Linked DNA regions of Homo sapiens: region 1 is linked to region 2. A link is a loop called in an ENCODE intact Hi-C map of the cell type or tissue named here. Cell type or tissue: OCI-LY7. All regions are shown on one strand. Links, peaks and the distances in the headings refer to the core of each region. The heading gives the core; the rest is flanking DNA. Region 1 has its middle 10 kb from the start of SNORA38B. Region 2 overlaps BPTF (bromodomain PHD finger transcription factor).

Region 1 (7,045 bases), core at 2,593-5,092, 170 kb after region 2:
ACCTCCAGGGTACAAGTGATCCTCCCACCTCAGCCTCCCTAGTAGCTGGGACCACGGGCGCATGCCACCACACTTGGCTAATTTTTTGTAGAGACAGGGTTTTGCCATGTTGCCCAGGCTGGTCTCGAACTCCTGACCTCAAGCAATCCACCCACCTCCGCCTCCCAAAGCACAGCTTATGGGCATAAGCCACCATTCCCGGCCCTGGCTTCTATTTTAAGACCGCAACAAGAAGTCATTAAACCTTTTTTAGAAAAAAAAATGGTAAAATTCACAAAACAAAAGTTGCCATTTTAATGTGTACAATTCAGTGATATTTAGTACACTCAATGTTGTGCAACTATCATCATTATCCAGTTCCAGAACCTTTTCCTCACCCCAGAAGGAAAACCCCAAACCCTTTCAGCAGTCACTCCCCATCCTTCCCCGACCCACCGCCTGCCCGCTGCAGCCCCAGCCCCTGGCAACCCCTAACCTGCTTTCTGTCTCTATGAATTTGCCTCTTCTGAACATTTCATACAACTAGAGTCATACAACACACAGCCTTTTTAAACTGGCTTCTTTCATTCAGCGTCATGTTTTCTAGATTCATCCATGTTATAGCATGGATCAGTACGTGGAAACTTTTTATTTATTGAATTAATTAATTTTTATTTATTTATTTATTTATTTTTTTAGACAGAGTCTCACTCTGTCACCCAGGCTGGAGTGCAGTGGTGCAATCTCGGCTCACTGCAACCTCCGCCTCCAGGGTTCAAGTGAGTCTCATGCCTCATCCTCTCAAGCAGCTGGGACTACAGGTTTGCGCCATCACGCCCAGCTAATTTTTTGTATTTTTAGTAGAGATGGGGTTTTACCATGTCGGCCAGGCTGGTCTCAAACTCCTGGCCTCAGGTGATCTGTCCACCCTGGCCTCCCAAAGTGCTGGGATTATAGGCATGAGCCAGTGTGCCGAGCCTTAGTTTTTCTTTCTTTATTTTTTGTAGAGATGGGGTCTCCCTATGTTGCCCGTGCTGGTCATAAACTTCTGGCCTCAAGGGATCCTCCTGCTTTAGCCTCCCAAAGTGCTGTGATTACAGACATGACCCACCATGCCTCGCCAGAACTTTTTTGTTTTTCAATTTTTGTTTGTTTTTCTTTCTTTATGCACCGCTAAGAGTAGTATGAGGAAACTTTTTAAAGGGCATGTGAACTGATACGATTTATGTTTTAGGATCATCTGCTGTGAGAAGAATATTCTAATAGGAGAGAAGCCAGAGGGAAAGCAGGCAGTCAGTTGGGGGCTGCTGCAGTGGGGAGGGCGAGAGATGCTGGAGAACGGGTCGGTGGCCACAGTGGAAATGGAGCAGGGAATGGGGCACCAGCCGTTCCAAGCACCAGCACCGGAGTGGACTCCATGTGGGGCTTGCAGCTGGACCAGACATGCTGCACCTGGGAAATATCTCACAGGGAAGGTGCACAGGAATTGCTGATGGATGAGGGATTCGAGAAGTGAGGTGCCAAGTACCCAGGAAGTCCAAGGTGGGATTGAGGAGGGGAACAGAAGTGGGGGAAAATTGGCCGGACGCAGGGGCGCACGCCTGTAATCCCAGCACTTTGGGAGGCTAAGGTGGGTGGATCACCTGAGGTCGGAAGTTCAAGACCAGCCTGGCCAACATACTGAAACTCCATCTCTACCAAAAATACAAAAATTAGCTGGGTGTGGTGGTGCATGCCTGTAATCCCAGCTACCCAGGAGAATGAGGCAGGAGAATCTCTTGAACCCGGGAGGCGGAGGTTGTGGTGAGCCAAGATCATGCCATTGCACTCCAGCCTGGGCAACAGGAGCGAAACTATGTCTCAAAAAAAAAAAAAAAAAAAAAAAGTGGGGGGAAAATCCAGAATTCCATTTTGAGTACATTAAGCTTGAGATATCTAATCAAAAATGTTAATCAGGCAGTGGAAATTCAAATTTAGGAATTAGTGGGGAAGTCAGAGCTAGAGATAAAAATTTAAGGATCACTAGCCAGAAGATTGAGTTTAAATCCAGGAGAATATGTATTGAATTATATGCATTATAATAAAGCTATTTCCACCCTCAAGGGTGACCAAGAATAAGAGGTCTGTAAATCTATTACTTCTCGGCTCCTAGCAAAAAGCAGAATATTCTGCATTTGAATGAGTAATCAGCATTCACAAAGACATCCACAGAGGACTATATTCAGAGCCCATAGCCCCATTCCACACACCTCTTTGCATTTCTATTGCTGCTACAGTTAATCAGCCCAACAACAAGGTAACACTCACCCATTGTGTAAGTAAAAGAAATTTTGCCTTTCAATAAGGAAACCAGGGCTGGGCACAGTGGCTTATGCCTGTAATCCCAGCATTTTGGAAGGCTGAGGTGGGCGGATCACGAGGTCAAGAGATTGAGACCATCCTGGCCAACATGGTGAAACCCCATCTCTACTAAAAAATACAAAAATTAGCTGGGCATGGTGGCATGCACCTGTAGTCCTGGCTACTCGGGAGGCTGAGGCAGGAGAATCGCTTGAACCTGGGAGGCAGAGGCTGCAGTGAGCCAAGATTGCGCCACTACACTCTGGCATGGTGACAGAGCGAGACTGTCTCAAAAAAAAAAAAAAGAAAAGAAAAGAAAACCAACAAAGTGGGTCAGGCTCCTGTTCATTGAGGACACTTAACATCAAAGAAATCAAACTCTTTTATTTTTTTTGAGACAGGCTCTCACTCTGTCACACAGGCTGGAGTGTGGTGGCATGCCACTCTCTGCAGCCTGGAACTCCTGGGCTCATGCCATCTTCCCACCTCAGCCTCCCAAGTGGCTGGGACTACAGGTAGGCACCACTGGGACCAGCTAATTTTTTATTTTTTGTAGAGACGGGGTTACCCAGGCTGGTCTCAAACTCCTGTGCTCAAGAGATCCTCCCACCTTTGATGCAGGATTTTTCTTAGTCACTTTGCCAGCTGGAGATTTCCAGCTGGCAACTCCCCTGCCCAGGCCTTGCTCAGGCCTGGGCTTGCTGCAGGAGACACCCTGTCTACTCAGCCTGCTGGGCTGCACCTGGCTTGCACTCCAGTGCAGGTCCCATAGCTGCCACTACTGTGTGCTTAGCCCCTGGCAGGACGGGGTGTGTGAGTGAGGGAGTGTGGGGTCTGGCTGGCCGTTCCAAGTGCTGGCAGGGGAATGGGCTCCATGTGGGGCTTGTAGCTGGACCAGGCATGTCACAAGTGACTCCCATGGTGGACTCTGGCATCCAGAGGAGGGGAACACGGTGGCACCCAGGCAGGGGTGCCCATGACCCTGAAGCCCCAGAGGGGGTGTTACGGCATGCAAATTAGCTCTTTTAGTCCCTTTGTCCGCAGCCTGATGGACAATGCCATGTTAACAACACCATCAGTCCTGTTGCCCTGCTCTGGCCCAAGGCTCCAGGGCTGGCTTGGCCCTGCTGCTGCTTCCCATCACATGAGGCAGCTGCTCTCCACTGGTGGAGGGTGTACAGCCTTCTTTGTACCCGTGCTTGGTGGGTCCCAAGTTCTTATCCCCTGTCCAAGAAGAATGAGGTTATACTGACAATAAAGGGTGACGAGGGTGGAGAAGAATTTTAGTGAGTGACAAAACAGCTCTCAGTAGAGACGGGATGTGAGGGTGGTCCCCTACTCAAAGTCAGGTGGTCTCTCACTCAGTGTGGCTGGGTCTGGGGCTTTTATGTGCTCAGAATAGGGAGTGCTGATTGGTTTGTGGGTAAGCAAAAAAAGGCTAAAACAAAGGCACCACTCAAAGGTGGGCACGACAGTGTAATACACCAATTAGGGAAGGGTATATACATGTAAAACAGGTGCAGGGTGGGGATCAATCAGAGGAAAGTGTGCCAAACAGGAAGACAGTTTCCCAATCCAGTCTGTGGACTTACCCAGGACTTGTAGCTAGGCTTTAAACTGTCTTTGGCTTGAAGTTTGGGTTTCACTGGGGATCTGCCCCTGTCTGCCTAGGGTTTGTCTGCCTCCTGCTGCTATCACCTTGGCATCCCAAAGTACTGTGATTACAGGCCTGAGCCACCATGCCTGGCCAACTTTTGCTTTAATGGAAGGAAAAAAATATTCACAATGTGTTTTCCAGTAAAATAATTTTTCCTTTTTGTTTTTGGTGTACAACATAATCTTTTGATATATATATACCTTGTGGAATGGCTAAATCAAGCTAATTAACATAAATATTACCTCACATACTTATTTTTGCCTGTGGTAGAATACTCAACATTTATTCTCTTAGCAATTTTCGTGTATATAATCTATTAACCATAATCACCATAGATTTTGAAATTGCCTTTGCAGAAATTATAGTAGTAATGGAAGTCTGACATAACTGACTCCATCTTGCTTCTACCAGACTAAGTTGCTTTTGGTCATTCCATTTTTTTTTTTTTTCTTTTTGAGACAGAGTCTTGCTCTGTCACCCAGTCTGGAGTGCAGTGGCGGAATCTCAGCTCACTGCAACCTCTGCCTCCCATGTTCAAGCGATCTCCTGCCTCAGCCTCCTGAGCAGCTGAGATTACAGGTGCCCACCACCACACCGGCAAATTTTTGTATTTTTAGTAGAGATGAGGTTTCACCAAGTTGGCCAGGCTGGTGCTTTTGCTTATTTTTATGCAGAGGCCATAATAGTCCTTCCCTTGAACTAATCTCCTTTGTTCAAAAATTGAAACCAGCCAGGCATGGTGGCTCACGCCTGTAATCCCAGCACTTTGGGAGGCCGAAGCGAGTGGATCATGAGGTCAGGAGTTCGAGACCAGCCTGGCCAACATAGTGAAACTCCATCTCTATTAAAAATACAAAAATTAGCCAGGCATGGTGACACACGCCTGTAGTCCCAGCTACTCAGGAGGCTGAGGTGGGAGAATCACTTGAACCTGGGAGGCGGAGGTTGTGGTGAGCCAAGATCGTGCCACTGCACTCCAGCCTGGGCAACAGAGTGAGACTCTTGTCTCAAAAAAAAAAAAAAAAAAAAAGAAATTGAAACTGAGGCTGGGCATGGGGGTTCACACCTGTAATCTCAGCACTTTGGGAGTCCAAGGCAGGCAGATTACCTTGTCAGGAGTTCGAGACCAGCCTGGCCAATATGACAAAACCCCATCTCTACTAAAAATACAAAAATGAGCTGGACATGGTGGTGCATGCCTGAAATCCCCACCACTTGAGAGGCTGAGGAATGAGAATCACTTGAACCCAGAAGGTGGAGGTTGCAATAAGCCGAGATCACGCCACGGTACCCTTAGCCTGGGTTACAAACCGAGACCTGGTTAAAAAAAAAAAAAAAAGATAACTGTTGAAGCTGGGCGATATGTATGGTATTTGTTAAACTCTTTTTTTTTTTATGTTTGGAGTTGTCTATAATAAAAAGAAAAAGAAGGAACCTACACAAGTTTAAAATACATAATCAGTCTCTGTGAGCTAAAATTTTGTTGACTTTTTGCAGTTTTGTGTTTGTGTCCACCTTTCCTAGGTTTATTATACTATTTTATTGTACATGTCTCTTTGTGAAAGAGGCAATGCATAAATAAAAAGCCTATACCAAAGCTAATAGAAGACTTAAACTTCCTGATTTTCCTAAGGGAATCATGCACTAAACTTGAAAATAGTGCAAACTGAATTCTGTAGAGTATGCTGTTGCATATTATAAGCTATTGTCCAACCCAGTAATGTAAAGTAAAGAAATGGTGCATGTGGTCTATGCAAATCCAAGAACATTTTCTTCAAGTTTATTGTTCTCTAAGTGAATCTTATTTTATTGAGATAGTCTCACTTTGTTGCCCAGGCTGGAATGTAGTGGTGCTATCTCGGCTCACTGCAAACTCTGCTTCCCGGGTTCAAGCAATTCTTGTGGCTCAGCCTCCTGAGTAGCTGAGATTACAGGCATGTGCCACCACGCCCAGCTAATTTTTGTATTTTTTGTAGAGATGGAGTTTCGCCATGTTGGCCAGGCTGGTCTCGAATTTCTGGCCTCAAGTGATCTGCCTGCCTCGGCCTTCCCAAGGGCTGGGATTACAGGTGTAAGCCACTGCGCAAGCCCAAGTTTATTTTACTTCTTTCCTTTTTTTTTGTTTTTTGAGACAGGGTCTTGCTTTGTTACCCAAGCTGGAGTACAGTGGCACAAACATGGCTCACTATAGCCTCAACCTCCTGGGCTCAAACGATCATCTCATGTCAGCCCAAGTAGCTGGGACTACAGGCACGTACCAACACAACCAGCTAATTTTTAAATTTTTGTAGAGACAGGGTCTCCCCATGTTACCCGACTACTGTGGTAGTTACATTTCCTGAGCTTAAGTGATCTCCCTGCCTCAGCCTCCCGAAGTGCTTGGATTACAGGCATGAGCCACTGTGCCCTGTTGGTCCAAATTCATTTTGAAGTAATATAAAACATCTGTATATTAACTATCCCTTACCTGGTGTATAACCAAACAAACCAGAAGAAATAGATGCTGTCAGCTCTGTGGTCTGAACGTATTAAACAAAGCATAACAAATTTGGCACTGACAACCCAAAGCATATGAATTCATCCAGAGATGAAAAGTAGCCAAGGATAATTAGGTTCACATGAAATTAAATTTAGACAAGAATTTCAATTTGTCAATTTACAGGGATTATGCCAATTTAGGAAACTGTAATTACCTCTCATATAGAGCCTCCCCATCCTGGTATTTGTGTTTCTGGGAGAGTAAATCAGTGTCAGTTGCTTGGCAAGTATGGAATTAGAGGGAAGATACTTCCAAGAAAAAAGAATTTCATTTTGGCAACAATGTGCAACTACCAGAAAGATCCCCTCCTCCTTCCTTCAGCTATGAAAGACATTACTGGGACAACTGTGGAAATCAGAATATAGACTGTAATCACTCTAGAGAACAATACTCCATTAATATAAATTTTCTGAATTTGATCGTTGTATTGTGGTCATGCAGAAGATGCCCTTGTTTTAGAGGATTAAGCTGAAGTATTTATGGGATTAAGCTGAAGTGTCTGGATGTCTGCAAATAACTCTCCAGTGGTT
Region 2 (7,045 bases), core at 2,620-5,119:
ACAATCTTCTAAAAAAATGTTTCATTTCAGTAGCTAAAGGGTTGAAAATTCTTTTTCCTGAACCAAAGTAATCTTTTACTTAATGATAGTTCCATACCTGAATTTGACTGGCCTTGCTTAACCCATGTAGCAAAGGTTTGATGAAAGTTCTTGTTTTGTTGGAATGTTACTGTAGCTGGAGATCCAACTTTAGTAGTTAGTACCATTTTGGTTCCAGTTGTAACTGAGCCACTTATGGGGGCCACCATAACCTTCTGTGCTGGAGAGATGGTGCTGGTTGTACTGCTTGTTGGGGAAGTAGTGGAAGTTGCAATCACTGTCGGCTTCTGCTGCTCCAGTCGTTTCTAAAAAAGTGAAGGAGAGGAAACATGAATCAAAATAGTTCTAAATAAAAACAATACCATTCTACAAGAAGTCTGTCCACAATTTCTCTCACCTTAAGAAATTCCACTACATTTCTGAAGTATTTTACTTCCAAAAAGAATATATGTCCATATAAATTTACCCGTATTTATGGCTGGCTGCGGTGGCTCACACCTGTAATCCTAGCACTCTGGGAGGCTGAGGTGGGTGGATCACCTGAGGTCAGGAGTTCGAGACCAGCCTGGCCAATATGGTGAAACCCCACCTCTACTAAAAATACAAAAATGAGCTGAGCATTCTGGCTCATGCCTGTAATTCTAACTACTCGGGAGGCTGAGGCAGAAGAATTGCTTGAACCCAGGCGGCAGAGGTTGCAGTAAGCTGAGATCATGCCACTGCACTCCAGCCTGGGTGACAGAGTGACTCCATCTCTAAAAAAAAAAAAATTACCTGAATTTAATTTCTTGATGAAGGCCATATATATATTTTTAATTCCTCCAAGGTACCTATCTATGAAGGCAGTATTTTCATGTCTCTATACCACATATATTACATTAAAAGTACTAAGCTGTTCATAGCAGAAAATTTTATAACAAGTTTTTCTGGCTTGTACAAACATCCAAGGTTTCAGACTGAAAACAACAGAGATGTGGGTAAGCTTATTGGAGACAGAAACACCATGCTGCTCAGCGGTGAGATTCAGAGCTGAGAACAAATGGAGCTGTGAAAGGTTTCTGTTTCACTGTAATATTAATTTATCCAACTATAAAAACATGTCAATAGTTAATGACACTATTATTAAAGTTGGCAAACCTGCAATCAAGCAAGCTGAAAATTATAAAAGTTTTTCTAGACTTCTTCTATTATACATTCAAATATTTTTACAGAAAAATACTTTATACTATACAGAGTAGTATAATACAATCTTTAAAACTACAGGTATTAAAGATATTCTGTATATCTTTTATTATAGATTGCTAAACTTTTCTAACAGCTTATCAACAGTGGTGTGATAAGTAACAATATAACCACACACATGTAAAACAACAGGTGAAATTTATTTCAAACCTGGTGGCAGATGCTTTACCTTCATTATCTTATAAGATGAGGAAACGGAGACTAGAGAGGTTGTGTAACTGGCCCAAGGCCACAGAGCTAGTTAAGGGTGATGTTGGGATGTCTGCTAAAATCAAATTCCAATCCTGCACCACTATCTCCTGCCTTTGACATAGGTGAGCCTCCTGCTCACCTATGACATCACGTCCAATTTTTTTAGGACTACTTTTGTACCTATCCTATATACCTGAATATAATATAAAGTACTTTACACAATTTCTCATTCCTCAGAAGAAAAAGAGCTTAGTTTTCAACTCTTAGAGACATCATCTGATTAAATCAGTTAAAAAAAGAAAGAAAAAAAAAAAGAGGGAGGCAAAGGTGGGTGTGGTAGTGTTTCTGTAGCTCCAGCTACTCAGGAGGCTGAGGCCGGAGGATCACCTTAAGCCAGGAATTCAAAGTTGCAATGAGCTATGATCTCACCACTACACTCCAGCCTCAGCAACAGAGCAAGCCCCTATCTCTAAAAAAAAAGGAGGCAAAGAAATAGAACAGATATATTAGTACTTATTTATAGGAGGATATGCCTTCAAAGTTGAAGTGTTAGCTATATTCATAAATAAGCATCTTAAATAAATTTTTTAAAGTAATATACTGGCTGGGTGCGGTGGCTCACGCCTGTAATCCCAGCACTTTGGGAGGCCAAGGCAGGCGGATCACGAGGTCAGGAGATCGAGACCATCCTGGCTAACACAGTGAAACCCCGTCTCTACTAAAAATACAAAAAATTAGCCAGGCGTGGTGGCGGGCGCCTATAGTCACAGTTACTCGGGAGGCTGAGGCAGGAGAATGGCGTGAACCCGGGAGGCGGAGCTTGCAGTAAGCCGAGATCGCGCCACTGCACTCCAGCCTGGGTGACAGAGTGAGACTCCATCTCAAAAAAAAAAAAAAAAAAAAAAAAAAGTAGTATATTAGGGCCAAATGCAGTGGTGCTCGCTATCTCAGCACTTTGGGAGGCCCTGGTAGGCAGATCGCTTGAGCTCAGGAGTTCAAGACTAGCCTGGGCAATATGGCAAAAGTCCTATCTCTACAAAAAACACAAAAATCAGCCAGACACGGTGGTGCATGCCTGTAGTCCCAGTTACTTGGGAAGCTGAGGTGGGTAGATTGCTTGAGCCCAGGAGATTGAGAATGTGGTGAGCCATGATCGTGCCACTGCACTCCAGCAGCCTGGGCAAGAGAGTGAGACCTTGTCTCAAAAAAAAAAAAAAAAAAAAAAAAAAAAAAGTAATATGTTAGGTTACATTGCAGAGATGAGAAAACACACCCAATAAAATAAAAAACAATACAACTAGCCAGTTGTTATAGATATTTGGGTTTAGTGATTGGTTTCCTGTGACAGACAGCATCATACATAGAATCCAAAAGTGCTATCATCTCAAACTTTGATGTAAGTGAAGATAAGGACCTATAGTAAACTGAAAGATACACAAGAATTTGAAAAAATGTTTTATAAAATGAAAGGGAAAACTAGTTTGAAACAAATAATTTGGTTTATATATGATTTTTAAATAGTTATGTATAACTATGTTAATAATACTGTATATAGATATATCTACTCACTTGTATCCTCAATGTTTATATACTGAAGTTGGTAAAAACTCTTACAGTATTTTCTCAATAGGAATAAGTGGTAATCATCTTTTATTCAGGTCCTCAATGTTTAGGCACATATGGCACATTGTATTTTTATTTTTAAAATTTTGCTTTTTTCTTTTATTAGAGACAGGGTCTCCCTATGTTGCCCAGGCTGGTCTCAAACCCCTGGACTCAAGGGATCCTCCTGCCTTGGACTTCCAAAATGCTGGGACTACAGGCATGAGCCACTGTGCCTGGCCATGGCACATTATTTATAGTATGAAAACACTAAGAAACCATCAGTAGCTTTATAATAATCAATTACAACAAACTCTTATGGAGTTTTAGCATACTTTGCTTTTTCATAGACTACAGAAATTTTCCAGATTGGAAATTCACAAGAAAAAATTATTTTCAGAAATTACTTATGAAACTCTAAAGATAATAAATAATAGAAATCTTATTTCAGATGTCCTCCAAATATGTATACTTTTTACAAAACCACAGCTTGGTGTACCCACAGAGCTGTTTTCAAATAATGACAATAAGATAGACGTGAGATACACTTAAAAAAAAAAAAAAAAAAAAAACCTGGATGGGTGCAATGGCTCACACCCAAAATCCCAGCACTTTGGGAGGCTGAGGCAGGTGGATCGCTTGAGTCCAGGAGTTTAAGACCAGCCTGGGGAACACGGCGAAGCCCTATCACTACAAAAAATACAAATATTAGCTGGGCATGGTGGTGTGTGCCTGTAGTCTCAACTACTAGGGAGGCTGAGGACCGCTTGAACCAGGGATGTCGAGGCTCGGTGAGCTGTGATCTACTCCAGCCTGGGTGATAGTAAGACACTGTCTCAAAAAAATAAACACCAAAACCCACAAGAATGTATCATTACTGTGCATGGGTGTGCATGAATTTGGCTAAAAAATGTATGTATGTTGTCAAGTGGGACCAGCACCAACTCCCCCTGCTGATGGGAGGTCAAGTGCTTTTGTTTTGAAAGAGCCTCCATTTGGGCCTTGATGTCCTCTGCCTTCTTCTGTTCACTAACCTTAGCCTGTTGCTCAACTGCTTGTGCCTTTTCTTTCTCCACTCTGCAGGAAAAAAAGGAGAAACTTATCAGAAACTAGCCTGTTAGGCATCTGGCATCTAATAAGAGTGAAATCTGGTTGATTTTCACATCATACAAAGGTATGATATTATCTCAATTTAAAAATAAAACATTTGGTTGTGCGAGGTGGCTCATGCCTGTAATCCCAGCACTGTGGGAGGCCAAGGCAGGCAGATCACTTGAGGTCAAGAGTTCAAGACCAGCCTGGCCAACATGGTGAAACCCTGTCTCTACTAAAAATACAAAAGTTAGTCGGAGCTGGGCACAGTGGCTCAGGCCGGGTGCGGTGGCTCATGCCTGTAATCCCATCATTTTGGGAGGCCGAGGCAGGTGGATTGCTTGAGATCAGGAGTTCGACCCATCTCTACTAAAAATACAAAAAAATTAGCCAGGCATGGTGGTGGCCACCTGCCTGAGGCAGGAGAACTGCTTGAACCTGGGAGGTGGAGTTTGCAGTGAGCCGAGATTGTGCCACTGCACTCCAGCCTGGATGACAGAGCGAGACTCCGTCTTAAAAAAAAACAGCCAGGCGTGGTGGCACATGCCTGTAATCCCAGCTACTTGGCAGGCTGAGGCAGGAGAATTGCTTGAATCTGGGAGGTTGCAGTAAGCCAAGATCGCGCCACTGCACTCCAGCCTGGGGGACAGAGTGAAACTGTCTCAAAAATAAAATAAAATAAAAAATAAAGATAAAACATTTATGGTCATTAGAAATCGACAAATGGACAACACATTAAAAATAAGAGAGAGGGCCGGGCGCGGTGGCTCACACTTGTAATCCCAGCACTTTGGGAGGCTGAGGCAGGTGGATTACCCAAGGTCAGGAGTTCGAGACCAGCCTGGCCAACATGGTGAAACCCCGTCTCTACTAAAAATACAAAAATCAGCCGGGCATGGTGGCACACCCCCGTAATCCCAGCTACTCAGGAGGCTGAGGCAGAATTGCTTGAGCCCAGGAGGCAGAGGTTGCAGTGAGCCGAGATCATGCCACTGCACTCCAGCCTAGCTGACAGAGCGAGACTCTGCTTCAAAAAAAAAAAAAAAAAAAAAAAAAAAAAGACAGAGAGAGAGGACCTTACTAAACTATTTACAGCTAGCACTTAAAATCAAAGGTGGAGTAAAGTCAAGCTAGGACTTTACTGCACTGAATAAATGATTAAAGTGTTCTTTTACCCCAGGCAGGGTAGCTCATGCCTGTAATCCCAGCACTTTGGGAGGCCAAGTTGGGTGGATTGCTTGAGCCCAGGAGTTCAAGATCAGCCTGAACAACATAGCAAAACCCCATCTCTGTACAAAAAATACAAACATTAGCTGGGCGTGGTGGCATGCACCTGTAGTCCTAGGTACCGGGGAGGCTGAGGTGGGAGGATCACTCGAGCCTGGGAGGCAGAGGTTGCAGTGAGCCAAGATTGTGCCACTGCACTCCAGCCTGGGTGACAGAGCAAGATCCTGTCTCAAAAAAAAAAAAAAAAAGTAATTTATTGATTCTGAAGTGATAAAATCTTCAAATAGCTGACCAGGTATTAACCATTTCCTTACCTCTCAGCAAATGCCCTGATCTCCCACAATTCCAGTTCTTCTTCTGCTACCCAGGTTTCAATAATAACAGGGCCAGTTTGCTTGGGCGTTTCTGGTCTCTTTGGCCGCAGTGCACTTGATCGAAGGCCTTTCCTCTGAGGTGTAGGCGTTTCTTTGGAAAGGAAATCAGAATATTTTAAGCAATATTGCTTCTAAAATTAAAGTACTTCTGGCATCTTCTATCATGAAAAAGTGGTTGGCAAACTTCTTAAATAGCCAGATGGTCTCTGCTGCAGCTACTCAGCTGTGCCTTTGTATCATGAAAGCAGCCAAAGACAATACGTAAGTGAGTAAATGTGGCTGTGTTCCAATCAAATTTCATTTATAAAAGCAGGGTAGGCCAAGGCTCATGGGCTGTGGTTTGCTGACCCCCAAAATACAAGGCTTATGAGCCTTTATACAACCTGTTTCTTCCACCTGGAGCACTATTCCAAGCCTCCACCGCTCATCTGACTAATGTCAATTCATCCTCTGGACCCCAACATGAATTCAACTTCCTACAAAAGCCTAGCATGTTCTTCTCACACTTGGGTGTACAACATGTGTTTCCCTATCACCGCACAGAGAAGGGGGATTTGAGAGTTACCAATATAAAGTGGAGATGTGAAACCTAAGAATAGATAAAATCTCCTCATAAAAAGATTTAAAAAATAAAAAGCAGGGAGGGACAAGCATTGAACCTTCCCATATATTCAATCACAAGGAAGCAGCAGAAGGAAACAGAAATGAAAGCAGGACCTGAATTGTACAAAGGGATACAAGCCAAAGAGAAGTGATTTTAGGGGACTGCAGTGGTTTGCATCAAAGGCTGTGGGGTCAAGGAGACTGAAGGCCTGCCAGGTACATCTCCCATCTGTGTCTCTGCCCATCAACAGAGCTGTTTCTGTGCCAGGACGACCTTGTGATTTTGTTTTTTTTTTGGAGACAGAGTCTTGCTCTGTTGCCCAGGCTGGAGTACAGTGGTGTGATCTCGGCTCACTGCAACACCCCCATCCTGGGTTTACCAATTCTCGTGCCTCGGCCTCCCGAGTAGCTGGGACTACAGGTGTGTAATACCATGTCCCGCTAATTTCTGTATTTTTAGAAGAGACAGGGTTTCAACATGTTGGCCAGGCTGGTCTTGAACTCCTGACCTCAAATGACCCACCCGCCTTGGCCTCCCAAAGCGCTGGAATTACAGGCGGAAGCCACCGCACCTGGCCGCTGTTTTAAGTAAGCTAAAATTTATCATCTACTAGGAACAGGTATTACTTCATTGGTACTCTTTTCAAAAAGGTTATTCTCCAAGAAGAACTCCC

Evidence for each region. Hi-C counts contacts between places; a loop is a spot of excess contacts. Peaks named below come from ENCODE experiments on the same cell type or tissue, not always from the same donor. Only the 100,000 strongest peaks of a DNase experiment are listed, where the experiment ranks them.
Region 1: it touches region 2 in a loop (2.3-fold over the local background); 4 of 110 quality-filtered maps call a loop at or near these places.

What each region holds. Positions count from the first base shown.
Region 1 is chr17:67,747,595-67,754,639 of GRCh38, reverse strand. No RefSeq gene overlaps it. Among named protein-coding and RNA genes, the nearest start is that of SNORA38B, 10 kb to the right of the region's middle. RefSeq lists a silencer at 1,333-1,627 and enhancers at 1,444-2,223, 2,224-3,003. In OCI-LY7, for the core only: no CTCF peak of the experiment used is centred there; a DNase peak (open chromatin) is centred at 3,689.
Region 2 is chr17:67,921,654-67,928,698 of GRCh38, reverse strand. It overlaps BPTF (bromodomain PHD finger transcription factor), which reads right to left. Exons shown (of 28, transcript NM_182641.4): 14 at 5,709-5,859; 15 at 4,110-4,152; 16 at 98-344. Among named protein-coding and RNA genes, the nearest start is that of C17orf58, 71 kb to the left of the region's middle. In OCI-LY7, for the core only: no CTCF peak of the experiment used is centred there; no DNase peak of the experiment used is centred there.